Regions from separate parts of the Mus musculus genome. Here all the other regions are linked to region 1. A link is a loop called in an ENCODE intact Hi-C map of the cell type or tissue named here. Cell type or tissue: heart. All regions are shown on one strand.

Evidence for each region. Peaks named below come from ENCODE experiments on the same cell type or tissue, not always from the same donor. Only the 100,000 strongest peaks of a DNase experiment are listed, where the experiment ranks them.
Region 2: it touches region 1 in a loop (4-fold over the local background); 3 of 42 quality-filtered maps call a loop at or near these places.
Region 3: it touches region 1 in a loop (4-fold over the local background); 8 of 42 quality-filtered maps call a loop at or near these places.
Region 4: a loop joins it to region 1, with 2.0 times the contacts of the local background. A loop is called at or near these places in 5 of 42 quality-filtered maps.
Region 5: it touches region 1 in a loop (2.7-fold over the local background); 7 of 42 quality-filtered maps call a loop at or near these places.

The regions. Positions count from the first base shown.
Region 1 is chr15:79,240,544-79,245,543 of GRCm38, forward strand. It overlaps Pick1 (protein interacting with C kinase 1), which reads left to right. Exons shown (of 13, transcript NM_001045558.1): 5 at 684-750; 6 at 2,425-2,514; 7 at 4,312-4,365; 8 at 4,747-4,809. Among named protein-coding and RNA genes, the nearest start is that of Slc16a8, 12 kb to the right of the region's middle. In heart, no CTCF peak of the experiment used is centred here; DNase peaks (open chromatin) are centred at 2,268, 2,858, 4,098 and 4,258; H3K4me3 peaks cover 546 bases; H3K27ac peaks cover 2,368 bases.
Region 2 is chr15:79,345,374-79,350,373 of GRCm38, forward strand. Maff (v-maf musculoaponeurotic fibrosarcoma oncogene family, protein F (avian)) reads left to right here and starts at 2,147. Exons shown (of 3, transcript NM_010755.4): 1 at 2,147-2,381. In heart, a CTCF peak has its summit at 3,074; DNase peaks (open chromatin) are centred at 1,218, 2,128, 2,808 and 3,478; H3K4me3 peaks cover 2,237 bases; H3K27ac peaks cover 2,907 bases.
Region 3 is chr15:79,377,977-79,382,976 of GRCm38, forward strand. It overlaps Tmem184b (transmembrane protein 184b), which reads right to left. Exons shown (of 9, transcript NM_172608.1): 2 at 488-737. The coding sequence starts at 679. It overlaps Gm52190 (a long non-coding RNA gene), which reads left to right and starts at 720. Exons shown (of 2, transcript XR_003951550.1): 1 at 720-2,776. In heart, CTCF peaks have their summits at 1,179 (motif pointing right), 2,661 (motif pointing left) and 2,861; DNase peaks (open chromatin) are centred at 625, 1,923, 2,665, 3,035 and 1 weaker place; H3K4me3 peaks cover 537 bases; H3K27ac peaks cover 2,649 bases.
Region 4 is chr15:79,327,165-79,332,164 of GRCm38, forward strand. Pla2g6 (phospholipase A2, group VI) reads right to left here and starts at 1,207. Exons shown (of 17, transcript NM_001199023.1): 1 at 471-1,207. In heart, a CTCF peak has its summit at 2,441 (motif pointing left); DNase peaks (open chromatin) are centred at 507 and 1,167; H3K4me3 peaks cover 1,695 bases; H3K27ac peaks cover 2,239 bases.
Region 5 is chr15:79,606,022-79,611,021 of GRCm38, forward strand. Fam227a (family with sequence similarity 227, member A) reads right to left here. Exons shown (of 18, transcript NM_029407.1): 18 at 3,555-5,000. Among named protein-coding and RNA genes, the nearest start is that of Dmc1, 3.4 kb to the left of the region's middle. In heart, a CTCF peak has its summit at 1,929; no DNase peak of the experiment used is centred here.

The DNA of each region.
Region 1 (5,000 bases):
TGCCCTCAGAGGTCAGAAGAGGTCATGAGATCCCCTGCTTGGAGTTCCGGATGGTTGTGAAGCACAGAGTGGGTGCTGAGAACTGAACTCAGGTTATGCAGAAGCAACCAGTGCTCCTAACCACTGAGCCATCTCTCCAGCCCCCATGGTCCCCTTCTTGCTCTACTCAGGCATTGCTCTGACTTTCTTTGTCACACTCTTAATCCTGTCCCTAAGTCATCCTGGTACTGTCCTCACTGAGAACTAAGGGGTTACCTCTGTAGCCCCACCTAGTGCCCCTTTAGGCACCAGGCAGACTGAGGAGGGACTCAGAGCTCAGGACCATGTCCGTCCCAAGGGACCCTTCACACCCTACCCGACTGACCATGTTGGCTCACTCTGTGGGTGTAAGTTTTCAGTCCACGTTTGTTGAGAGTACATTCAGCCCCAATCTCAGAGGCCTTAGGATGGCAAGGACTAGAGTAACCATGTGGCCTTCCATGTACAGATGTCCTTTCCTGAGCAGTCACTAGAACATGGGACTAAGTGAATCCCCAAGTCACTCTACCTTCCCTCCTGGTCCCTGAGAAGCCCTGCTCCTTTTTCTTCTGGTTGGTGTACTAGAGCCAGATGTGTAGAAAGTAGTTTCTGGGGGGCTCTAGCCAGGGGCCACTGTCCTGATTGTGTCTGTACTGCTCTTGTAGGGGGAGGTGACCATCCATTACAACAAGCTGCAGGCGGACCCTAAGCAGGGCATGTCCCTGGACATTGGTAAGACAGGCCAGAGCAGCCATGTGCCAGGGGCTCTGGCTTTTCCTGTCCAAGCTAATCCAAAAGGCTGGGAGGAGCCAGGTGCTCTCCTTGTAGCTGTTCACAGGCCCCTGGCCCTGCATGCTCACTGCCCTGTATTTTATACCCTTCACTACCATACCTTGACCTGTGTGTCACATCCAATTTTAATCCCCCTCCTCCATGGCCACTCCTGCTATGTACTTTTGGGAAGATGTGTGGTGCAAACTGGACCTTATAATGTATATCTTAGATAGGGCTTTATTGCTGTGAAGAGACACCATGACCAAGGCAACTCTTATAAAGGCAAACATTTCATTGGAGCTGGCTTACAGTTTCAGAGGTTTAGTCCATTATCATCATGGTGGGAAGCATGGCAGCATCCAGGCAGACTTGTGCTGGAGGAGCAGAGAGTTCTACATCTTGATCTGAAAGCAGCAGGAGACTGTGTATCACACTGGGCATAGCTTGAGCATAAGAGACCTCCAGGACTGTCCCTACAGTGACACACTCTCTCCAACAAGGCCGCACCTCCTCTAACAAGGCCATACCTCCTCCAACAAGGCCACACCTCCTCTAACAGGGCCACACTTCCTAAGTGGGTCAAGTATTCAAACACATGAGTCTATGGGGGCCATACCTATTCAAACCATCACAGTGTGCTGTTTGGCAACTTGCCTGTGGCTAGAAGGGCTAGATCTTGTGAGACATGAGGCTTGGTGGTCTCCTGGCAGAACACCCAGATAATCCATATTTACCTAGAGCCCACAGCCCTTTAGGGCAGAGACTAAGGACAAATGAGCTCACCAGTGGTTTTTTTTTTTTAAGATTTATTTATTTTATTATTTATTTATTTATTATATGTAAGTACACTGTAGCTGTCTTCAGACGCACCAGAAGAGGGCATCAGATTTCATTATGGGTGGTTGTGAGCCACCATGTGGTTGCTGGAATTTGAACTTCGGACCTTCAGAAGAGCAGTCGGGTGCTCTTACCCACTGAGCCATCTCACCAGCCTCACCAGTGGTTTCTCTGTGTAGCCCTGGCTGTCCTAGAACATGCTCTGTAGACCAGGCTGTACGTGAACTCAGAAATCCCCTGCCTCCGCCTCCCGAGGTCTGAGATTAAAAGCGTGTGCCACTTCCTTGGTCTGATATGCTTGTTATTGAGCACTTTGATTCCATCCCAGGACCTGTACCGAGATCTTAGCTGGTTACATGAAGTGACCAGCCAGTGGCACTTAGTGATGCCCACCACCCTGAGGTGTCCAGCTGGAGAACCCTTACCTTGGCACAGATTTTCTCATGCTGGATGGGAAAGAGGAGTGATAAGGCTTTCTCTGTCTGGCCTGTGTGCTGGTGCTTGCACACACAAGTTCTGGGCTTTCACTGACACCGGTAGCAGAGAGCAGGCCACAGTCTTTGTGCCAAGCACTCCATGTTTACCTGTCCAGCTCCTCCCAGTGGGGGAGGGGGGGTGAGTAGGACAAGTAGCCCAGGATAGACTGCTGTGAGCCCTTGCTTCCTAACTGCTCCAAGCACCAAGCCGAGGCTTGTTGTCTTCCATCTACTCGCACACTCAGTGAGGCAGCTGTGATGGGGCGTGGCCTAGACAGCCCGGCCAGCAGCAGACTCATTGGCCTTTCTCTTGCTCCAGTGTTGAAGAAAGTCAAGCACCGGCTGGTAGAAAACATGAGTTCAGGCACAGCTGATGCCCTGGGCCTAAGCCGCGCCATCCTGTGTAACGGTAAGTCCTCCTTCCACCCTCTGGCTCAGCTCCCATCAAGCAATGGGCCTGATAGTGTTCATGCGCCTCAGTGTGGACAGCCAGGTTACACCTCGTCAGCTCCCCACGAGCTCCTACAGCTGTCAGCTGTGGGCTTTAGGTCGCCACCAAGGAGTTGGGGGCAACACAGACTTGGGAGGACAGGTGCTCCCTTCTAGCTGGGGTGCCTGGCCAGCCTGAGCCCCGCTCCACTGCCTGCATGTTCCACTACAGCCCACTGTGTGGAGCTCCACTACTTGTCCTGCACTGTGCTGTCCTCCTCAGTCTTGCCTTTGACCAGGAGGTGGCGCTGCTGTCCTTGTCTCCACTTCCTCTGCCTGTGCTGGGAGAAGCCATGTGCAGGCAAGGCACTTTACACACACACTGGATGTCTCCCTAGGAGGCTGATGGAACCCGTGCTCCTGCTCCTGCCGTCGCCAGCCTATGCTTATAAATAGCAGTGCTATGCATGTACGCGGGGAAGATAAAAATACCCATATAAACTGTGGGCTCAGCTGGGCACAGGGTCTTTATTGGCTGGGAGAATGGGGGTGGGGCCTGAGCATGTTCCAAATAGGGTACAAAGTGGCGGCTGCTATTTTCAGCCTCGTGGTGCCTATAAATCCTTGTTACTGTAGTCACTGTGCATTGAGATGAAATTAGAACTGGTTGTTGTTTCCCCCAAACCTTGCAATTTCCCTAGCTGTAAATAGGATTTCTAAAATTGAAGCTGTCATGTCCCATGACCCAGCTAAAAACAACTGCCTGCTGGCCACGTGCTTATGCTTTAGGGAGCCAGGACATAGAGGCTGTGGGCCACAGCAGCCTCCTGAAGACCTCCAAGGTGTACACCTTCCCCCTCTCCCAGTCCTAGCCCTTCCTTCACACAGCAAGCTTTCCTGCCCAGAGAAAAGCCTCTGCCTGTGTGGAGTCCCTCCCCTCCCCTCCCCTCCCCTCCCCTCCCCTCCCCTCCCCTCCCCTCCCCTCCCCTCCCCTCCCCTCCCCTCCCCTCCCCTCCCCTCCCCTCCCCTCCCCTCCTGCTTAAGATACCCTGCCTGAAGCTTCACACCAAAGTGCACCAAAGCCTGAGAGCAGGATTCTGCTTAGACAGACATAGCTGTGTAACTTTGGGCCAGCTGCCCTACCTCTCACCCTTCAGCTTTCTCTGTAGGATAGGCAAAGTGGTCCTTGCCCCAAGGTGCAAGCTGGAGAAGGGCCAGTGCTTATCAGGGACCTTAAGTGTTCCTGGCACACAGAGAGGTGACCCAGTGTGGCTGCAGGTGTTCTTGGGCCAGTACCTGGCCTGGGTAGGGCCTAGAGGCCCTCACCCTCTCATGAGCGGTGTGTGTCCTTCATCCCCACAGGTGGGGATCTATCCAGAGTTGGGGAGGTCCATTGCTGCACTTGGAGCCCCGAGGGCAGGACCTGGATCTTGGTTTTACCAGAGTCACTCCCCATAGGAGTTTGTTTTGACTAGGCATGTTAATTAGGTGAGCCATGGGAGCTTTTGATTGCTGAGCCTCAGCACTTAGCCTTGGTAGATAGCCAAGAAGTGGCCAAGCCGGGGAAGAGACCTTGGCTGGCTTTTGGAGTGCAATCCAGTAGTTTTTAGTAAGGCAGAGGGAACAGGGGATAGGCAAGGCCTTCCAGGGCCGTGCTCGCCAGACTTGGGCCAGCCAGAGCCTCTTCATAGCCTCTCCTCACAGCTGGCCTCTGCAGGGCTGTTGTTCTCCCTTGGCTTGCTGAGCCCACAGATGCCCCTGGTCTTGACCTCCACAGATGGCTTGGTAAAGCGGCTGGAGGAGCTGGAACGCACTGCTGAGCTGTACAAAGGTAGGGAGGAGTCTCAGCCAAGAAGTGCCTGGTGTTGGTCTGCCATGGGGGCCCTGTCTTAGAGAGTGGCAGTGGGGCAGGGGAACTACCTAGAAAGTTTGGGGAACAGTAAATGTATCAGGAGCCCCTGTAAATTTCTGCACTATCAGAGAGCCCCTAAGAGATTGTGTGTCATACATAATCCCAGTTGCCTGTCACATGGCTGTCACATGCCTGTCACATGGGATCCATATAGGGGGCCAACTCAGCCTTCATCCCTAGGCAGTGGGGAAAGCCTAAGGATCTAATGCATAGTGGGGACCTCAGGCCGCAAGGCTGGGGGGGCCAATGTGATCTCTGACCTGGGTCTTTGTCTTCTGTCACTTGGAACTCTTCCCACAGGGATGACGGAACACACCAAGAATCTCCTACGGGCCTTTTATGAGCTGTCGCAGACCCACCGGGGTAATGGCATCCCCAGACATGCCATGTTTTACTGCAAACCTCTGTCCCTCAAGACTTAGTAGCACCTAACAGTGAGGTGTGGCCAGCTTCCTCTCTGGGCCCTTCTCATCCCCACACCAAGTCCAGCACTCTGCTCTGACCCAGTCTGATGCTGGGTGTGGCAGTGACCATGAAGCAGCTGGTCTGGTTGG
Region 2 (5,000 bases), 100 kb after region 1:
TCTCTCCTTGTGTGTTTATGTGTCTGTGTATGAGTGTATGTGTGTGTGTATGTGTATAAGTGTATGTGTGTGTATGAATGTATTATGTATTATGTATGTTTATGTGTCTGTGTATGTGAGTGTATATGTGTGTGTATAAGTGTATGTGTGTGTATGAATGTATTATGTATTATGTATGTTTATGTGTGTGTTTGTATGTGACATGTCGAGGTCAGAAGGCAACTCTGTGGGGTCAGTAGTCTCCTTTGACATTACATGGATTCTGGATGATTAAACTCTTGTTATCAAACTTGCATCCTTGGGTGACAGTGCCTTTTACCTCCTGAGCCATCTTGGCTGGCTCCAAGTATGTGAATATCTTGCTTCTTGTCAAACACACATATCTGCTGATGGTCCCTATTGCAATATCTTATTACAGTGGGGTGGCTCTATGGTCATTTTCTAGGGCCATTGTGCTCTCTTGGAACAAAACAAGAAGGAGGAGGAGGAGGAGGAGGAGGAGGAGGAGGAGGAGGAGGAGGAGGAGGAGGAGGAGGAGGAGGGAAGGAAGAAAAAAGAAAGGAAGAGAAAAGAAAAGGCAGGTTTCTCTGCTTTTGTCTCTTAATTTCTACCAGTGTGAACACTCCAGGCTTGCTCTGTTTAAATGCTGAAGATGTCCCAGACTTAGGCAGTGGGAGTGGCCTCAGGCCAGGTCTTTCAGGAAGGCAGCTTATCAAACAAAGAGTAACCTGAGCAGGCCAGGGTCCAGACAAGTGCCCACACTGACCTGCCTTCCTCTGCAGGCTGTCAGAGGGGATGGAAGTGACACCCTCAACCGGTCTCCCCTTTCATCTCAAGTGAGCAAGAACTCCGAGGTTTCACGGGTCCTGGGTCTGGTAGCCTTGTTTCATCCTGTGACTCAGAGTTTGGTAGAGGGGGTGACAGTGTGCAGTCTGGCAGGACAGCCAACAGGGAGGCCTCAGCTCTCTCACCTTCATTCTACCCACCAGTCCCTCTTACCAGAAAGATCAGTGACATGGGCAAAGATCTCACTGAAAGATAAAAAGATGTGATAGATCCCAAATCATTCTCTCCTCCAGCCACTTGAGCTCTGAAGCCTCTTCTCCCAGGATACCATTTTTTGCGGGGCGTCTCATGACTCTGCCACTGGAAAGACAGTGTGAGAAGGCCAACCCCACTGCTAAACGCAGCATTGCACAACATTGCTTGGCCATTACCAAAAGATCGACTTCTGTGGGCAGTAGGGTGTGGATGCAGAAGCCTGGCTCCCTGTTCTCCTAGGCTGAGGATGTGGGCGATGGATCTAGCCACATGGGGTCCTCACTGTCATACAGGTCTACTGGATTTCTTCATTAGTTGAGCACCTACTATTTGCCAGGCACAGCCTCAGCTCTCTAGAAGGTAGGAAAAGGGTGTGTGGGGGGTGGGGGAGGGTGGTGAACAGGATTGTGTATTTTCTAGAATTGAGAACTTGAGTTCAGAGGTAAATTTTTTGAACACCTTTTTCTTATAACTTGTGTTTTCCTTAAATTCACTTATTTGTTATGTGTCTGTGTGTGAATGGACCCATTCCACCGCTCTAAGTACGTAGAGATCAGAGGTCAGCTTTCTGGAGTCATTGTCTCCTTCCACCTTGGAAGTTGTGGGGTCTGAACGTTAGGCATCAGAGTTTAGTAACAAGCAAGCACATCGACCCACAGGGAAAGCGTCCCTGGGGCGAGTGGAGGTAGGGTTGAAGATATGGAGCCGACACCACGTGAAGACCAGGGGTAGGCAATTGCTGTGGCTTCGGAAATACAAACCTACGGTTCACAGGTACAGAGAAGGCACTTAAAACCACGAGACTGGATGAGGTCATCCGGACAAAGGATGTAGATCGACGAGAGAAGAGGCCAGACAGTGAACTGTAAAGCAAAGCAAATGACACCTCCACCCACGCCGTTCTCCAGAGGTGTCACGTGAATGCATCCAGAGGACACAGTCCCAGCACGGAGAACCGTGGCGGCTCTGGCTGTGGGCTCCTACAGCGGGGTCTACTGGGGGCGGCGCCTCACTCGGGCGTGGGCGGGGTCTCGGCTCCAGGCGGCCGCTCTGGGGCTTGCTGGCGGCTGGGGCGGTGACGTCACTGCATGACTGGGTTTTTATGAATGAAAGGAATCCTGTGCGTGAGTAATTCCGGGAAGCTCGCCTTACAACTGCGCGCGGCTCCAGCCCCCTTCGCCGCCTGCCCCATAACAAAACTCGGAGCGGCGCTGCGCGGAGCCGGGTTCCTAGTGAACTGCGGTCCCGATCGGAGAGGAGTGGGGCTCGAGAGCGGCCAAGGACCGCCACCGCGACAGCCGCGACAAGCACGCACTGAGCGCCGGGCCTGGCGGAGAGCGGTAAGGACGCGTCAGGGACGGGGACCGAGCTCCAGAAGTGTGAGCTCCGGGTCCTGCCTGGGCGGCGCGTGGTCCTCCTGCCCCTTCGGCGCCCCCTTAACATCAGCTCCCGGAGGGGCCTCCGAGGGGCTGGCTGGGAGGCGGTGCGCGGGCCCCGGAGGAAGCCGGGGCGGGGGCGGGGGCGGGGCGTGCACGTACGTGACTCGGTGAGAACAGTCCCTGGAGCCGCGCCCAGCACCTTGTGTGCGCGGTTTGTTTACGTCTCCCGGTGGCGTGCGTGCGGCTGTGTTCTTTGGGGAGCGTCCTGAGTTCTGCGGGCTGCGTGCACACGGTGTACTTCGGGGTGTGTGTTTGTGTGTGTGGCCGCACGCGCTCCTTGGAGACTGACACTAGCCCAGTGTATCTTGAAGTGGGTGCGCACCAGTGTCCACTGGAGCAAATGCGGAATAAGGACCCGAGCGAAGGAAGTGGCCCGATCGGTGGTCACACCAGGTCTGGAATTTTTCTCCCGCCCCTTCCACCCTCCGTCATCCTCCCCCTTTCCACCAGCCGGGACTGCCCGGTCCCTGTTGTCTCTGGAGTTTCCCCTGGCTGGAGCCATGTGACATCAGTGTTTGTTCCTCGCCCAGCGCGGGTGCCTGCAGCTTAGAATAGAGCAGAGGTTAGCGAGCCAGTCTTCTCCTGGCCACCTGGTGGATCTGGGAACCTAGTACATGGGAGTCCTTCCTTAGCCCCAAGTTTTCCGGCTCAGTATGGACTGTCCACCCCTGGATTGTCCCATTCTTCCAGTCTCAGGAGAAACAGGCAAGGCCAGAAAGTTTGTGACAGATTGGAGAACACAAGGCTCCCGGACTATTCTGTTGGCGACTGTGGTTGGTCTGGGTGTCTGAGGCTGCACCTGCTGGGTCCAGGAGGATGGCATGAGGCCCACTGTCACACTCCTCAGGTTGGACTCCTTAGACTGGACCTCTGTGTAGACCGATCGGTGGTCACACCAGGTCTGGAATTTTTCTCCCGCCCCTTCCACCCTCCGTCATCCTCCCCCTTTCCACCCTGGACCCCAGGGCTACTTAAATACTGGGCCAGCTGGCACACCTGGAGTCTACCCATGCCCAGCAAGATCAGCAGCCAGTGCTAACCCCTGATCTTCCTGAGGGAAGGGTTAATGTGGGAGAGGAGCGCTGCCTGAGAACACCTGTTCTGGGAACCCCCGTGATCCCACTCAAGACTTTCCCTCTTACCCCCTCCCCCACCCGAGGGTGCTGGAGTCCGAGGAGGTGGCAACTGAACTAGTTAGGGGGTGGAATCAGTGATATTTTAACTTTGAGCCCAGTGAGTTCTGCTACCACTGTGAGGATTCCAGGGTCCCCATCTGCAGTATGATGGCAGGAGAGCTCTGCAAGACGCTCTGGAAGCTGAGATGCACAGCCTGTTTTCCAGGGGAAACAGGGAAAGCAGAGGCCATCCCAAGGACCGGGGCTGGATAGAATTGGGGGTTAGGGGTTTGCAGCCAGGCCCACAGGAATCATGTGGGTCCATCCTCAAACCTCATCAGGAAACATCTCCCAGTAAAGCTGGGGGATCAGAGGTGAGGGGACGTGGCTAACTGGCTCACTGACAGATGGAAACTTAGCATTGAAAGATGGTTTTCCCTTGAGTCTCCAGGGGACACTTTTTTTGTTTAACAAGCATTTTGTCTGCATGTATATGTTTGCACTGGGTGTGTACCTGGTGCCAGCAGAGGTCAGAAGAGGGTTTTGGGTCCCTTGGAATTGTAGTTACCAGTCATGTGGTTGCTGGGAACCAAATCTGGGTCTTCTCTGTAGGAGTGTTCTTAACCACTGAGCCGTCTCTTCACCTTATTTATTTTGGAAAGGAGGACAAATTTATTTGAGCTCATGGTGTGAGGGGGTATATGCTCACCGTGGCAGGAAGCGTGGTGGTCAGACCAGTTTGTCTGTGGCTGTGGTGGTACGGGGCTGCTGGCCCCCATCTCAGTGCCCCTGGAAGCTGCTGGGCCAGATGTTGGGGTGAGGCTGATAGGCAGATGCAGAGATTGCCTTCTAGGAAACAAAGTAAAAGAACCAAAGAAGTAGATACAGTGTAGCAGCTGAGATAGGCGGGATGATGCAGAAAGCCAAGTTTGCTTAAGTAGCAACAGGGCTTCTACTTAGCTGGCCTCAATCATGGAAGGTTTCGCCGGGGGATGTGGCTAGCAACTTGGTGACTGATGGTGACTCTGGAACCCGGAGGACAAGGGCTGTATTTCCTCTTTGGACCTTCAAGGCGCAGCACAGGACCTGGCAGACAGTAGGTGCTCCCTGCATCTGTGGCTAGTTGAAGAAATGAGCAATGGGTCTAGGTCCTTGAGGTCTGTGACACAGGTAGAAAGAGGACCTCGGGTCCAGGGAAGCAGAAAGCAAGACTGTGGGCTATTGGGGGCTTGAACCCCGCCCCCAATGAGCAGGTCCTGTAGAGTACAGGGGAGTTCCTTCTTCACACACACAGAGCCCTTTTGACCAATAGTCAATAGAAAATCCTGTCTGCTCATTTGTTGGTTATTAGGGGAAAAGATGCTATGAGAATGGAGGGAACATGTTAGCAGCCAGAGGCGCCTCT
Region 3 (5,000 bases), 140 kb after region 1:
ACTGAGATGCACGGCAGCTGGTGAGGGGCTGCCAGGGGCCTGAGCAGACTCATCCAACCCTCTACATGGGAATCCAGCAAGCTCCTCCTTGGGCACCCAACCTCCCCTGAGGGCGAAAGGACAGGAAACAGGAGACCTGACTTCTCTTCCTGAGCTGCCACCAGCTCCTCAGCCACCTCCCTCAGGCTCCCAATAATGTCTAACTGCAACCGTTCCGTGGCTTCGGCTGCATATGTGCGTGGCCAGCAGATTCTGAGCAGGTCGTAGCAGACAAGCATCTGTGTGTCTCCTCACAATCCCGATGCTCCAGTTGCTACTGGACTGGAGGTGAATCCAAAGCCACCACCTGCTTGCAGGGGAGCTGGGGTGCGGGAGAGAACCCCAGGAAGCAGGGCTTACGCTCCTTGCCTGGCCGGCCTGAAGCATCCTTTGTGGAACTAGAAACCACTTGGGACACTAAGGATGTTCCCCCATCACACCAAGGTACCTGGTGGCAAGTGATGAGCAGAGCTGTCCACACAAAGAAGCCGGAGATGGCCTGGGCGGCAGTGGTCATCAGGAACACAGGGTGCTCCATGGCTGTGGGGCTGCCCTCGGGGGTGGCAGAGACGCTAGGTGAAGCTGTTGTGGTTGTGGGTGACGCTGGGTCTGGGGCCAGCGCGGCCCCCCTCACTGTCATGGTTCCCAGCAGCAGCAGGCTCCCTGAGAGGATCTCGTGCCGTGAGTGACGGGCTGGCCTAGGGAAGAAACGGGAATAAGCGAGCGAGCGGTGGTGTGCTGTGAACAACCCTTCCAGGTCTGCATCATGGGCCTAGCCATGCCCCTGCTCAGCCCTTGCCCTGGCATCTCTGGGCCAATACACAATGGCCTGTGATGTTCTGAGACCTTTGTCACCTCAATCTTCCATAGTAAGTTAGGAGGCCAGAACATGGCTGGGAAGCAGGGTACAGAAGAGTGCTGACCTACAACTGCTAACAACAGCTTGACCACTGCTACCCTGCCAGTCCCTAAGTACTGTTGCCACAAGCTGGAGTCCTCACGTGGCACACGGAACTGTCCCATGGGCCTCTTTTCACTCTCCTATTTTTTTTTCTTTCAAGATTTATTTATTTATTATATGTAAGTACACTGTAGCTGCCCTCAGACACTCCAGAAGAGGGCGTCAGATCTCATAACGGAGCATGCATGTGGTTGCTGGGATTTGAACTTGGGACCTTCGGAACAGCAGTCAGTGCTCTCAACCACTGAGCCATCTCGCCAGCCCCTTGTCACCCTCCTTTAGAGGCTATGTATAGCCTAGGCAGGCCTTGAGTTCAAATCCTCAGTGAGTGAGGATAAAAGGCCTGTGCTGCGCTGATGTGACAGAATGGCTTTTCTTGTGGTTGCTGCTGTTTGGTTTTTGTTCTTCTGAGACAGGCTTTCTCTGTGTAGCCCTGGCTGTCCTAGAACTCACTCTTTAGACCAGGCTGGCCTTGAACTCTCAGAAATCCGCCTGCCTCTGCCTCCCAAGTGCTGGGATTAAAGGTGTGCTCCACCACTGTCAGGCTTGGCAAAGCTGTTTTATTGCTATGGGAATCTACCTGAAGGGCCTGGCTTTTGAGATTTCTCTCAGACTTCCATAATGGCTAACAGTCACTCAATCCTTCGGGTCCCAGCTGTGCTATCTGGGACATAAAGTTATGGCTTATCTTCAAATTTCAAACTATAAAACCTAGGACTTCACACATGCCAGGAAAGTACTCTATCTCTGCCCCCGCCCCACCCCCACCTCAGAGAAATCATCTTCTAACTCAATGTAGGAATCCACTTTCCCAAAACCCTGCCCAGACACTTCCCCAACCGGATACTCCAGGCCATTTCACATGCCCTAGCTATTCTCTAAGGAACACAGGGTCTGCGTTCGGTCCACGGGTCTCTCTTCCTGCCTGCTCAGAGGCAGTAAGTCCCCTATTCTCATCTTTGAATCTCCAGCACCAAGTCCAGCAGCCAAGCGATCTCTAATGCTCAGCCTCATTACCAGCTTTCGATCTGCATCTCCAGAGATGGTGAGTGAGGTGGGCCACACAAGAGCATGGCAGAACTGAGGAACGTCAAGGGACTTTCCGGTGGGAAAGCGAAACCAAGGGAAGATGGCATCTCTGAGGAAACAAAGCCTTTCTATGTCTAGACAGAGCTAGGGTCCCATCTGAAATGGAGACGTCATCCTCACGCAGCCCAGAGGAGAGCTGCTGACAGGTACCCACCACATGTCTGAAAATTGGGGCAAGGCTGGGCCAGAGACTAGAGCTACTTTCCAAGAACAAAGCTTTCCAGGAGCATCAGAATGCTCTTAAGGAGTGTGGTGCCCCAGATTGACAGCCACAGTGACAGCATTAGGAGGGGGGTCTTTGGAAGGTCAGGAGGGTAGAGTCCTCATGAAAGGGATCAGTACCCTGGTGTGAGACCCCTTCTCTACAACTTGAAGACAAAGAAGAGTTGCCTATGAACCAGAAATGAGCCCCACTGGACAGCGTGGTCAGTGCCTGGATCTCAACTGCCCAGCCTCTAGAACAGTGAGAAACAGGCTGGTTTCCAGCATTCTGTTATGGCAGCCAGAGGAGTCCAACTGCGCCTTCTACCCAGGCATCAGAGCCCTACAAGTCTCATCCTCCTCAGTGCTGCCACCTACTGACGGCGGTCAGTACTACCCAGCCATCAGGTGACCTGGAAGGCCAACTGCCCAAACCCCAGACTGCCAGTGACCCACTCTGCACCAGTGCGCGCACAGCTGAGAGGGGTGAGTGGGGAGAGAGACGGGGGGGGGGGGGGCTACTCTGCACCAGTGCACGCACGGCTGAGAGGGGTGAGTGGAGTGAGAGAGAGAGAGCGAGGGCACATCACAGACACTGGGAAGAAGCCTGATTGAAGCTTGAGTCCCCAGCTCCATCATCAGCCCAGGTGACCAACCTCACAGTCCCTTGCAAACCCCAAAGCTGACATCCAGGCCAGGATGTAGTGACCCCTCGTCTTTGTGGGGTCCAGACAACTCACACCTACCCTATGGTCCAGACCCCACCTTGCCCGGCTGTCCGCCCGCACTCCTGCTGGGCTCCCACTCACATCCAGCCTCCACATCTAGCTGTCAGAACACCGGGACCCAGGCAGAGCCCTTGGATTGCTCTCTTCCACATCGACAATCCCTAACCACCAACTAAAAGACAGATTCAAGACTCAAAAGCAGAGAAGGAATCTAAATTGGGAAACTGAAAAAAACGGAGAAGGTGTCTGTGTATGAGCACTGGTGGCAAGCTCTGGAGAGAGACGCCGTGGCAGCCTAATAATAGCTGCTGTAGGCATGGCTGCCAAGTTGAAAGCTAGCGCCTGAGACGTTTCTTTAGAAAGGTTTGCACCGTGAATCAACGTCTTTGCCTGTCACCCCAGATGAAAAGGATAAACATGGAGTGGGCAAAGAGACCCCTAAATCTCCAGCATTTCCTCCAAATATTATCTTATGTTTGTTTTCTTTCCCCTCATGGCAACTTTGAAGTGATATTATCTACATCTTGGAAACAGAATAAAGATGTGAAACTTGGCTTCCAGCCCCCTACCAAATGATTTGAAGGTTTCTAGAACATTCTCTCAGATCACAGTTAAAGCAATGTCCTCACTCTGGTCCCCTCAAAAGGCAGGTGTATCAGCTCCTCCACCCAGACCCAAGGCCCACATGGAGGCTGCCGACCACATCTGCAATCCAGTCCACAGCACCCTAAGCTCTGCACCTGCTCACAATGCGCACAGAGGGCGAGGGGAGCAGATCCTGGGACCCACTGCTTACAGGTGCACAGGCGAGAAGAGTACTGGGTCCCACTGTCCTATAGCTACAGACAGATGTCTTCCTGGGAGGGAGCACTCATGACCCAGATCCCAGAGCAAACAGCCCATTGGCTTGGTGGAGCACCTGGCCCCTGCGGCAGGGGGAACCGCAGCTGGTCTAGCACCCTCTAATCCGCATGGTCTCTGTGGCTTCCCTTTTAAATACAGTCCACGTTCCTCAAGGTGGGGAGGAAACATACAAGACGAGGCTTAGATTCCAACTGCTCTAGCAGATTCCAATTCTTTTTTGGGGGGAGGGGATAGGGGGTTCATCTGTGTGCATGTGTGCTTGTGTGTGCCTGCAGTTGTTTTTGAGAGTCTCTCGCTGGCCTGGGGCTTTCCAATTCAGCTCCCCCTTCTGTTTTTAACGTGGGTTCTGGAAACAAACTCCAAAACTCATTCTCGGTGGTTAGCACTTTAACCAAGAGCTGTTTCCCCAGCCCATGGCTCCCGGTCTTAGTTGAGCAACTGTCAAAATTCTGCCAAGGGTATGGCAGAGGGTGGTAGGGATCCAGTAGGGTCACTTCTCTGAGGAAATGTCCTGAAGCCTCTGGACCCTCATGATCTTGGGAAGACACGGCCTTGACCTTGAGGAGCCCAAAGCTCCACGCTCCTGCAGCACCACACTGCAATGTGGAGGTCACATCCGATCACGCTACACAGAGGCGACTGCCTGGGGGTCAGTGTGGTCAGGTGTCTGATGGGCAAGGATCTACCAGCAGCATCTAAACCCAGAAGAGTCTGAACATACTAACTTCAAGCTCTGAAGGTGCTGGGTGGGATTCCTGCCAGAGGAGTTCTACAGTGTTCCAGTGCAACTACGTCCGAGACGAGAGGGTTCTAGTCTACAGATGTCCCAAGGATAAATGGGCTTACAATTAGAAGTGACTATTTTAGGACTTGCAAGATGCTTGGGTAGAGGCACTTGCTGCCAAGCCTGATGACCTGAGTTCAGTCCCTGGAACTCACATAAAGGTGGAAGCTAATCCTCTGATCACTCCTCAATCAATCAATCAATCAATCTCTCTAATCTCTCTCTCTCCAAATCTTTCTCTCTCTCTTTCTCCAATTTCTCTCTCTCTCTCTCTCTCTCTCACACACACACACACACACACACACACACACACGCACACACATACACACACACA
Region 4 (5,000 bases), 87 kb after region 1:
CCTTTGGTCCTCTCTCTCCCTATCCCCCAGCCCTTTCCATCCTGCCTATGAAACAACAGCAAAGCAGGGAGCTTGTACAGGGCCACACTGGTCACCAAGCCTTGTCTTCTACATCTTCTCATTCAAATACTGAGCCTCGTGGCAGTCACTAATGTGGGCAGAAAATTCAGTCCTATCTGGCACAGTGAGAAAACAGACAAGAACAGAGCATGGCCTCCAAGCTCCAGAACCACGTGAAGGCAGAGACCAGAACAAAACACTGCACTAGTCTAAGGGTGGAGCTTCAACGAGGCCAAACCAAACCTGCCCAATCCTGTCGGGCTGGCAAGAGGGCAGGTGGGGGAACTTTAGAGGAAGGATTGGTATTTGTTTGCGATCATGTGAACTGCCCATTAAAAATACAGGCAGAGATCCATAAACCCTTGTGCCCTCCCAGTCGCACTCACACCCAAATCCCTAGTCACAGTCACCTGGGTCACAGGCTCCTAGTCGCCAGCTTCCAGGTCATCGGAGGGAGCTGGAGGTGAACCCAGGATTGGAGGCTAGAGAACTGGGAAAAACACACGGGGGAGCAAATGGAAACCGGAGGCACAAGAGAAGATAAGCAGGGAGTTAGAAATGGGGGCTCAGGGGTTGGGCACAAAGGGACGGACGCAGGAAGCAGGTGGCGTGGGGGAAATCGGGCAATGAGGCAGAAAACCAGGAGCACTCAGAAGCGCAGAGAGAGGAGCTGGGGACAGTGGACAGTCCAGGGTGAAAGTCGGGCAATGAATTGGGAGAAGGGTTGATTTTGGAAGTTGGGAAACTGAGGGCGGCAACGGAGAAGAATGCGGTCACCGGATGGGAGTTGGGGACGCCAGGGGATGAAAGGACAGAAGCCGGGAGCACTCAAGGAGGCCAGATAGGAGTTAACGGAGGACATGCCTCAGAGTCGCAGACACGAGGCCGGTCCTAAGCAGGGTCCAGGTGACGACATTCAAGACAGGGGCACCAGGAGGTTTGGGAAAGGGCCGTCAGGCCCCGCCCCCGCCGCGCCGTCACTCACCTCGGCTTACTCAGCACTTCTCAGCCCTCCTACTTCCGCAAACTGACGCGCCCCGCCCACGTGACGACACTACGGCTCTCCACCAATCCACCGAGCCCATGCCGCAGGCAGGCTGTGGCCCCGACCCCAAGCGTGGACCTCGCACGCGGTCAGGCGCCGCCATCTTCTATAACTGCCCAATGGAAGCCGCTTCTGTTGCCAGGGGGCGGTCGGGCTTCTGACTGAAGCCAATTCTGCGTGGCTGATGGGGGCCATGCCTCGGGCGGGCGGAAGTTTCTCGTGAGGGCAGTTTGGCTGACGTGTTGATAAAGGGCAGGAGGCTGTTCCCGGCTCCCTTCGACCTCAAGGAATCCAGGGTGGCTCGGACTCTGAACTTTTCTGTTTCTGGCAACACATGAAGATAATAAGAAAGAAAATCAATAAAGCCACAGGATATAACCGGGAAGAGCCTGCTTTGATGTTGCCAGGTTCTCCCAAACCAAATTGCAAATAAAAATATGGAATTAACGGTTAGGTTGAAATAAGACAAAATAAAAAAAACTTTCAGGTGGGGAGGGAGGTAATACGCGCGCGCATATGTGTGGTGGGTGGTGGCCAACATAGGGTTTCTGTAGACCAAGCTGGCTATGAACTCAGATTGCCTGGTGTGTGCCACAAGCTTTTTTTTTTTTTTTTTTTTTTTTTTTTTTTTTTTGAGATAGGGTCTCCCACTGAATCTGGAGCTCCCCCACTGGGTTAGCCTAGCTGGCTATGGAACTCCAGGAGGCTTCTTGTTTCCTCTTTCCCAGCTTTGAAGTTTAAAACATTTACCTTTTTCCGTGGGTGCTGGGTATCGAACTCAGATCATTGTGACAACTTCACAAGCACTTTTCCTACTGAGGTATCTAACCAGCCCCCGAACAAGCCTAGTGGCAAGTGATAAAACTGTATTTGTTGCCTACCAACTCTACCTCAAGATGCCAGGCAATTCTGGGTGTGGTTATTGCACACGTACAATCTCAACATTTGGATGCTGGATCAGGAGTTCAAACCCAGCCACAACTAGTTCAGTTGAATCCCAACCTGGCACTCTGTCTCTCAATAAATAAATGAATGGATGTCTGGAGGAATCTTAGCACTTTTAGTAGGATTTTACTTGAATGACCTCTGTGAGGCTGAGAAGTAGCTGCGGTTGCGTCTGGGAATAGGTGATTGTCACTGAGAAGACTCAGACCTCATGCCTAACTATCATGGAATTCCAATAGATGGAATTAAAGTGAATAACGCGGGGGCTGGTGAGATGGTTCCTCGGTTAAGACCACTGGCTGTTCTTCCAGAGGTCCTGAGTTCAATTCCAGCAACCACATGGTAGCTCTCAACCATCTGTAATGGGATCTAGTGCCCTCTCCTGGCATGCAGGCATACATGCACACAGAGCACTCATACCATAAATAAATAAATAAATAGATAGATAGATAGATAGATAGGTAAATAGATAAATAAATAAATAAATAAATAAATAAATAAATAAATAGTGAATAAATACATGGTTGGTAATGCTGATTTTAAGGACTGCTGGAGAATAGCCAGGAGCCTGGGTTTGGTGACTCATTTACTTTGGACTAAGCTGCTCTCTTCCCCATCTCCAGTCTACCAGCTTCGGTTGAACCTTTACTTTCTTTTTTTTTTTTTTTTTTTTTTTTAAAGGAATTATTTATTTAATATACATGAGTACACTGTAGCTGACATAAGACACACCAGAAGAGGGCATCAAATCTCATTACAGATGGTTGTGAGCCACCATGTGGTTGCTGGGAATTGAACTCAGGACCTCTGGAAGCGGAGTCAGTGTCCTTAACCGCTGAGCCATCTCTCCAGCCCCGAACCTTTACTTTCTTAAATGAGCCTTGAGCTAGGGGCCTAGCGAGATCTCCCCAGGCTGTTCTCTGTCCTGATGCTCTTCTTAGTCTCTCCACAGACACAAATAGCCAGTTGCCAAGCAACCAGAGCAACCACCTTTCTAGGTTTAGTTAAGAACCTACCCAGGTTGCCAGGGGCGTTGGCATACACCTGTAAGCTTACCACTTGGGAAGGAAAAGAACGGTTTCACAAATTCAAAGCCAGCCTGGGCTACATAGCAAGACTTTTTCTGAAAAATACAAGTAAAAGATAAGTAAGAGGGGGGCATGTGGGGGTGGGGAAGGAATCAGGATGTAGAGTGGATACATTTTTTCTTTTTTTTTTTTTTTCTTTTTGGTTTTTCAAGACAGGGTTTCTCTGTGTAGCCCTGGCTATCCTGGAACTTACTCTGTAGACCAAGCTGGCCTTGAACTGCGCTGGGATTAAAGGCATGCGCCACCACCGCCTGGCTACAAGGGGACTTTTGAAGTTGGCCTAAATGTATTTTTCATTATGCTATGTTTAGGTATGGCCCCCAGAGACTCCTGTTTGAACAAGCCTATGGTGGACAGGGAGTGGAATGTGATGGTTTGCATATGCTCGTCCCAGGGAGTGGTCTTGTTAGAGGAAGTGTGTCACTGTGGGGATGGGCTTGGAGATCTTCCTCCTAGCTGCCTGCTGCTCAGTCTTCCTGGCTTCCTTTGGATGAAGATGTAGAACTCTCAGCTCCTCCTGCACCATGCCTGCCTGGATGCTGCTGTGCTCCTGCCTTGATGACAATGAACTGAACCTCTGAACCTATAACCAGTCCCAATTAAATGTTTTCATTTATAAGAGAAAAAAAAACAAATGCAGTAGTGAAAGGAGGTGTGCTTAAAGTCTTTGCTCGTGTTGCCCTAGCATAGCAGGGCAGTGGCTATGGGGCAGGCCCTGGAGACAGGGCCTCAGGAGCCACCTGCAACAACCTGAGAAATGGTCTTTTAGAGACCTGCATTGAAGCAAAACCAGTATTCTTGACTTTGCTACAGGAGAAAAAGGATTCAAAGTGAGCTATTGTGAAACAGAATCGGAGGCTGGGCAGTGGTGGCACACGCCTTTAATCCCAGCACTTGGGAGGCAGAGGCAGGTGGATTTCTGAGTTTGAGGCCAGCCTGGTTTACAGAGTGAGTTCCAGAAGAGCCCAGGCGACACAGAGAAATCATGTCTTGAAAAAAGAAAAAGAAAAAAAAAAAAAAAAAAAAAAAGAAACAGAATTGGGGTTTATTTGGAGGAAAATTTAGGGCAGTTCTGCATACATGTTGGGGAGAGAGAGCACACTTAATAACAGGATAGCAAAGCCAGGCATGGTGGCGCACGCCTTTAGGCCCAGCACTTGGGAGGAAGAGGCAAGTAGAACTCTGAGAGTTCAGGACTCCATAGTGAGACCTTGTGAAAGGAAAGGGAAACAGATAGAGGGGGGTACATAGTATACACACAAATACAGCTATAATTTCTCTCTCTCTTTTTAAGATTTACTTATTTTATATGACTACTCTGTCTCTGTCTTCAGACACACCAGAAGAGGGCATCAGATCCCATTACAGATGGTTGTGAGCCACCATGTGGCTGCTGGGGATTGAACTCGGGACCTCCAAAAGAGCAGTCAGTGGTCTTAACCGATGAGCCATCTCTCTCAGCCCTGGTAGTAATTTCTTAAGTGAGAGCTGCTCCCAAGTGTCCTAGCACCTATAGCGTTTTTTCTGTGTGTGATCATGTGTGCCTGCACAGGAGTGCTAGTGAACAACTGTAGATTCCAGAAGACAGCCTTGGCTGTCAGTCCCCCATTTCCACCTTTAAAGATTGCTCTCAGGACTGTAAAGACAGCTCATTGAGGCAGTTATGGGCTCCTGCTATACACTTCCAGAGGACCACGCCACACCAGCCTCCTCACAACCGCCTGCAACTGCAGCTCAGGGGAGTCCTGCTTCTTTTCCTCTGTAAGCCCCTGCCCTCATATCTATACACAGTACCTAGTAAAAAGAACATAAATAAATCCTTTTTTAACTTCTCTCAGGGGATAATGAGATGGCTCTGTGGT
Region 5 (5,000 bases), 370 kb after region 1:
TACAGAATCATTGCCCGTCTTCTCGAATGGAAATTGTTCACTTGAAAAGGAACCCAAGGCGAGTGTGGTGGCGCACTCGGGAGGCAGAGGCAGGCAGATTTCTGAGTTTGAGGCCAGCCTGGTCTACAAAGTGAGTTCCAGGACAGCCAGGGCTACACAGAAACACTGTCTCGAAAAACCAAAAAAGAAACCCAATAGCGATGGCAGGCTCTCCTTCTGAATCCACCGAAAATACAGTAACTTTTGAGCAACTCGCTAGAAGACATCAACAGTATACCGGAGAGCTACCAAAGAGCGCAGCAAGACGATTTAGGGAAATCTAACATATGTCGTTTGCTGTAGTGACAGCTGGGAGCAAGAAATGCTCATAATATTTGAAGGTTGTGTGCAGTACACTCAAAGGAAGAAACTGAAATGAGCTCGGTAATGACAAATTCATGAAGTGAAGAGAAAGGCTTGTTAGGATAGCATACCGATGGTTCCGTGCAACTTTTTAAACGTTTAAAAACAGCCACAAACAGGGAGTGAAAAAAAAATGCAACTTCTCGTCCAATCAGGAAAAAAAAATTCTGTAACAATTCTGAGTATTGTGAAGTGGCAGTTTCAAGTTGACGAAGGAAATGAGTGAATGGTGTTGGAGCGACTGGGTAGCCATCTGCAGGGAAATAAAACTGGAAGCCAACTTCACACCTTACGCCAAAATAACTTCTAGATGGATCAAACCGAACATAAGAAAAGCCTGAGAAGAAAACATGTGGCCATCTATTTTTACTTAAGAATGTTTTCTTTTTAAGATTTATTTATTTTATGTATGTGAGTACACTGTCGCTGTCTTCAGACATACCAGAAGAGGGCATCCAGATCCCAAGACATTCTTAAGGGGGCTGGAGAATTGACTCAGTGGTTAAGAGCACTAACTACTCTTCCTAAACGTCCTGAGTTCAATTCCCTGCAACCACATGGTGGCTCACAACCATCTGTCATGGGATTTGATGCCCTCTTCTGGTGTGTCTGAAGACAATGACAGGACAGTGTACTCACATACATACAATAAACAAATCTTTAAAAAAGAAAAAGAAATTAAAAAAAAAAGAATGTCTTTTAATCTATTGTGTTTTACTTCTTATGTATGAATGTTTTGCCTGCATGTACGTACATCATGTGAGTGTCTGGTGCCAGTGAAGGTCAGAAGAGGGTGTCAGATCCACTAGAACTAGAGTGACAGATGGCTGTGAGCCACTGTGTGGGGGCCAAGGATCGAATCTAGGTCTCCTGCAAGCGTAGAGCATAGCACAAAATTCAAAAGCCATAGAAGACTGATAAGATTATGTGTATGTGCGTTTGCCTGCATGTATACATGTGTACCACGTGTGTTGGCAACTTTCAGGCCAGAAGAGAGCATCAGATCCCCCAGAGCTAGAATTACAGGTAGTGAGGAGGTGCTCTCAACCATGGACAAGAGCCTCCTCTCCAAGCTCCTGATAAGACTATATTTAAAAAAGAAAAACATCAATCCCAGCACTTGAGAGGCAGAAAGAGGTAGGAAGATATCTGAGTTCAAGGCCACCTGGTCTACAGAGTGAGTTCCAGGACAGCCAGGGCTACACAGAGAACCCCTGTCTCAAAAAACATAGATAGATAGATAGATAGATAGATAGATAGATAGATAGATAGATAGATAGATAGATAGAAAAAGAAGTTCTGCATGGCAAGTGCTATTTTCCTATTTAAGACATTGAAAACATAGTAAGCCACTTTTGTGTTAGTTACTGCCAGATAATATGGCTTATTTTTTGCGGAGGGACTTCAGGAATGACCCAATTTTCATATACTGGGGAGAGGAGTCATATATTCTAAAGACTTAGTAAAACAGTCATTGGGGTTCAAAGGACCTGAGTTTTAAACCACTGCACTGTACTGCCCCTCTGTGGACAACCACCTTATAGCGAAATCTAGGCTCCTGGTCCCACTGGGGATCTGGGGAATTATCACACCAGCTGTCTGTGAATGTATATCCTTGGAATTTCAAGGGCACAAATTTGAGAACTACTTTGATAGAGAATTAAGAAAGTTTCATCACACATGCAACCCCACCCAGATCATTTGCCAGACAGATCTTTCCTTAAGACATTGATTGCATTTAGAAAGTGGGCATTGATTCCCAACTGTGTGCCAACTCCTGCACTAGATCTGCCATGGTAGAGATTCAAGGACAAGGCACCAGTGCTATTGAGGGCTGAGGTGAGAGAACACAGACAGTCGCAACGCTGCTGTGGGACATAACTCTTGAGTCTGCCTCTCCCTTTGCATAATTTTCCACAAATAGTTTCATCTTGAACTTAGGACTATAAAGCAGTTTTTAGAAACCAAACAGTGATTCACTTTGGCGAGAGATTTAGAAACGTGTCTTCCCTGAGGCCGGGTGCTCATACACAAAAAAGCTGTCCAAAACCGTTCTCTTACTGCAGGCACTGGTGAGCCGGTGCTGAGATGCTCTGCAACAGTGGCTCTCAGCCTTCCTAATGCTGTGCCCATTTTAGCCCAGTGCCTCAGGCTGTGGTGCCCCCAGCCAGAAAATGTTGTTGCTACTGCATAATTGTAATTTTGCTGTTATGAATTGTAATGTAAATATGTTTGGAGATAAATTGTTGCCAAAGGGGCCTTGACACACAGGTTGAGAATTACTGTTCTAGATAACATTCTGTTCTTAGATTCAGTCTAGACATACATACACATGCACAAACATACACACACACACACAGGCTGTATACCCCCTTAATTAATAATTTGCTTCCACTAGTGTGTTTTATGTTTTTCTTTTCTTCCTCTTTTTTCTTTCCCCTTTCTTTCTTCTTTCTTTCTTTCTTTCTTTCTTTCTTTCTTTCTTTCTTTCTTTCTTGCTTGCTTGCTTGCTTGCTTGCTTGCTTGCTTGTTTGCTTGCTTGCTTTCTTGCTTTCTTTTTGAGACAGAGTCTCACTATGTAGACTTGGCTCTCCTGGAAATCACAAAGATCTACCGGCCTCTACTTCCTGAATTCTTGTATCAAAGGTCTACAGTACCATGTCCACAATATTGTATATTTGGAAAGTGGAAATCTGTGGCCAAATGTGGTCCAAACATATGAAAGAAAAATGTTTTTCTCATGTTCTGTTGTGTGACCTCTCACAGGATGAAGTTGGAACTTCCAAAAACACAGAGAGAACCGTGTCCCTCTGTGTTAACCTTTCCCTTTTTATTTTTGTTTTTTGAGGCAGGGTTTCTCTGTGTAGCCCTGGCTGTCCTGGAACTCACTCTGTAACTGAGGCTGACCTTGAACTCAGAGATCCTCCTTTCTCTGCCTCCCAAGTGCTGGGATCATAGGTGTGCACAAGGATGTGAGTTCAGTCCCTGCCACACCCACTCCAGTGGAGTTTGCATGACAAGTCCAAAAGCTTGGCTGCAGTCCTGAAGCACAAAGTTTCACAGAAACTGGTCTCCTGGAGCATCTTTAGCATAACATACAGATGTGGCCCAGATAGGTCCTTGCGATAGTCGGTGTAGGATTTAGAGTGCTTGCTTTCAGTATTGTTTTATTAAATAAGTGCCTCCAAGGAATGATTTGACAAATAGCAAAGTTAGATTGGCCTCCACCAGTGTTCCAACAGCCTAGGCAATCATTGAGCCAACCTTGAGCTTTGAATTTCATGAGAATGCTACTCATTCACACGAAAAGCCTCCAGTGTTGATAGAGAGATAGTAAGAGAAAGCAGGCATTGTAGTTTACTGGATTAGAGTAGAAATCTCAGGACAAGTTCTACAAAATTAACTTGGAATTCTCATTAGTCAGGTATGGCAGACTACATTACATATTAAAAGAAAGTTGGTAGGCTCCTCTGTTAAATGGAGGTTCCCTACAGATTCTTAAAATAACAACTAAGCCACTCCCATATACATGAGTTTACAGTGGCCTAAGAAGAAAGTGGGTTGTGGTCTAAGAAGGAACTAGAGTAAATACTTAGAATAACAGTTGAGTCACTCCCATATATAGGAATTTACAATGGCCTAGGGAAAAAGTGGATTATACAATAGACTAGAATTGGAACTATGGCAAGAGCATAAAGCTCTTGCCCTTAGCTTCTAAGAATAAGCTGACCTTAGATAGGGCTGATTTTTTCCCAGTTGTAAACACTGATTTTTATCCCAACTATAAACACTGATTTTTAACCCAGTTGTAAACACTGCCTGGTTCCTGTTAGATTTTGTGTATGCATTTCTCTGTTTTGTGTAAAGAGTCATTTTGCATTGGGTAACCTCAATGTACCTTGGATGACCTTAATGTATCACCTAACTTCCTTGTTTTCTTCTGTAATATAAGTCTGATGCTCGCTTTGAGAAATTACACTCAGATCTAGCTCTCCCTTGTGTGAGTGTCTGTTTGCCATTTTGCTGACTCCTTGCCCACTTGAGTACAGGGATCCTGATTTTCCCGTGGGTTGAGGGACCGACTGAGTCCAGTCTATGGCAAGTGTGGGTACTGGGACAACTGCTGCCCTCTTCTGATCTATACACACATGAATACACACACACACACACACACACATGCAAATAAAAATAAGTCTCAAAAACATAGAAAGAGATACAGGGTGGTATGGGAACATGCACAGGGACACCTGATCTAGTTTTGGGGGAGGGGAGGCATGGCATTTAGGCTGGCAAGATAAAGAGGGCAAAAGCTGATGTGGGACAGTGCATGAGCTGGGATTCAGTAGAAGGGCAGCAGACTGGGAAAGCATGCCCTTGGGCTGCAAGCTCTCTCTCTCTGCCTGTCTTCTGGTCTTTCCTAGTATCTGATTTCTAATTCTGTGCTTATTACTTCAGGGAGACATTCTGACAAACTCTTTCATGTGTGTCTATGAAGGCTTCCTGGAGATTAATGGGAAGAAAAGAAACAAATAAACAAAAAAATCATCCAAGTTTTAAAAACCAAAATCAAAATAGAAACAGTTGGTTTTTATTGAAAA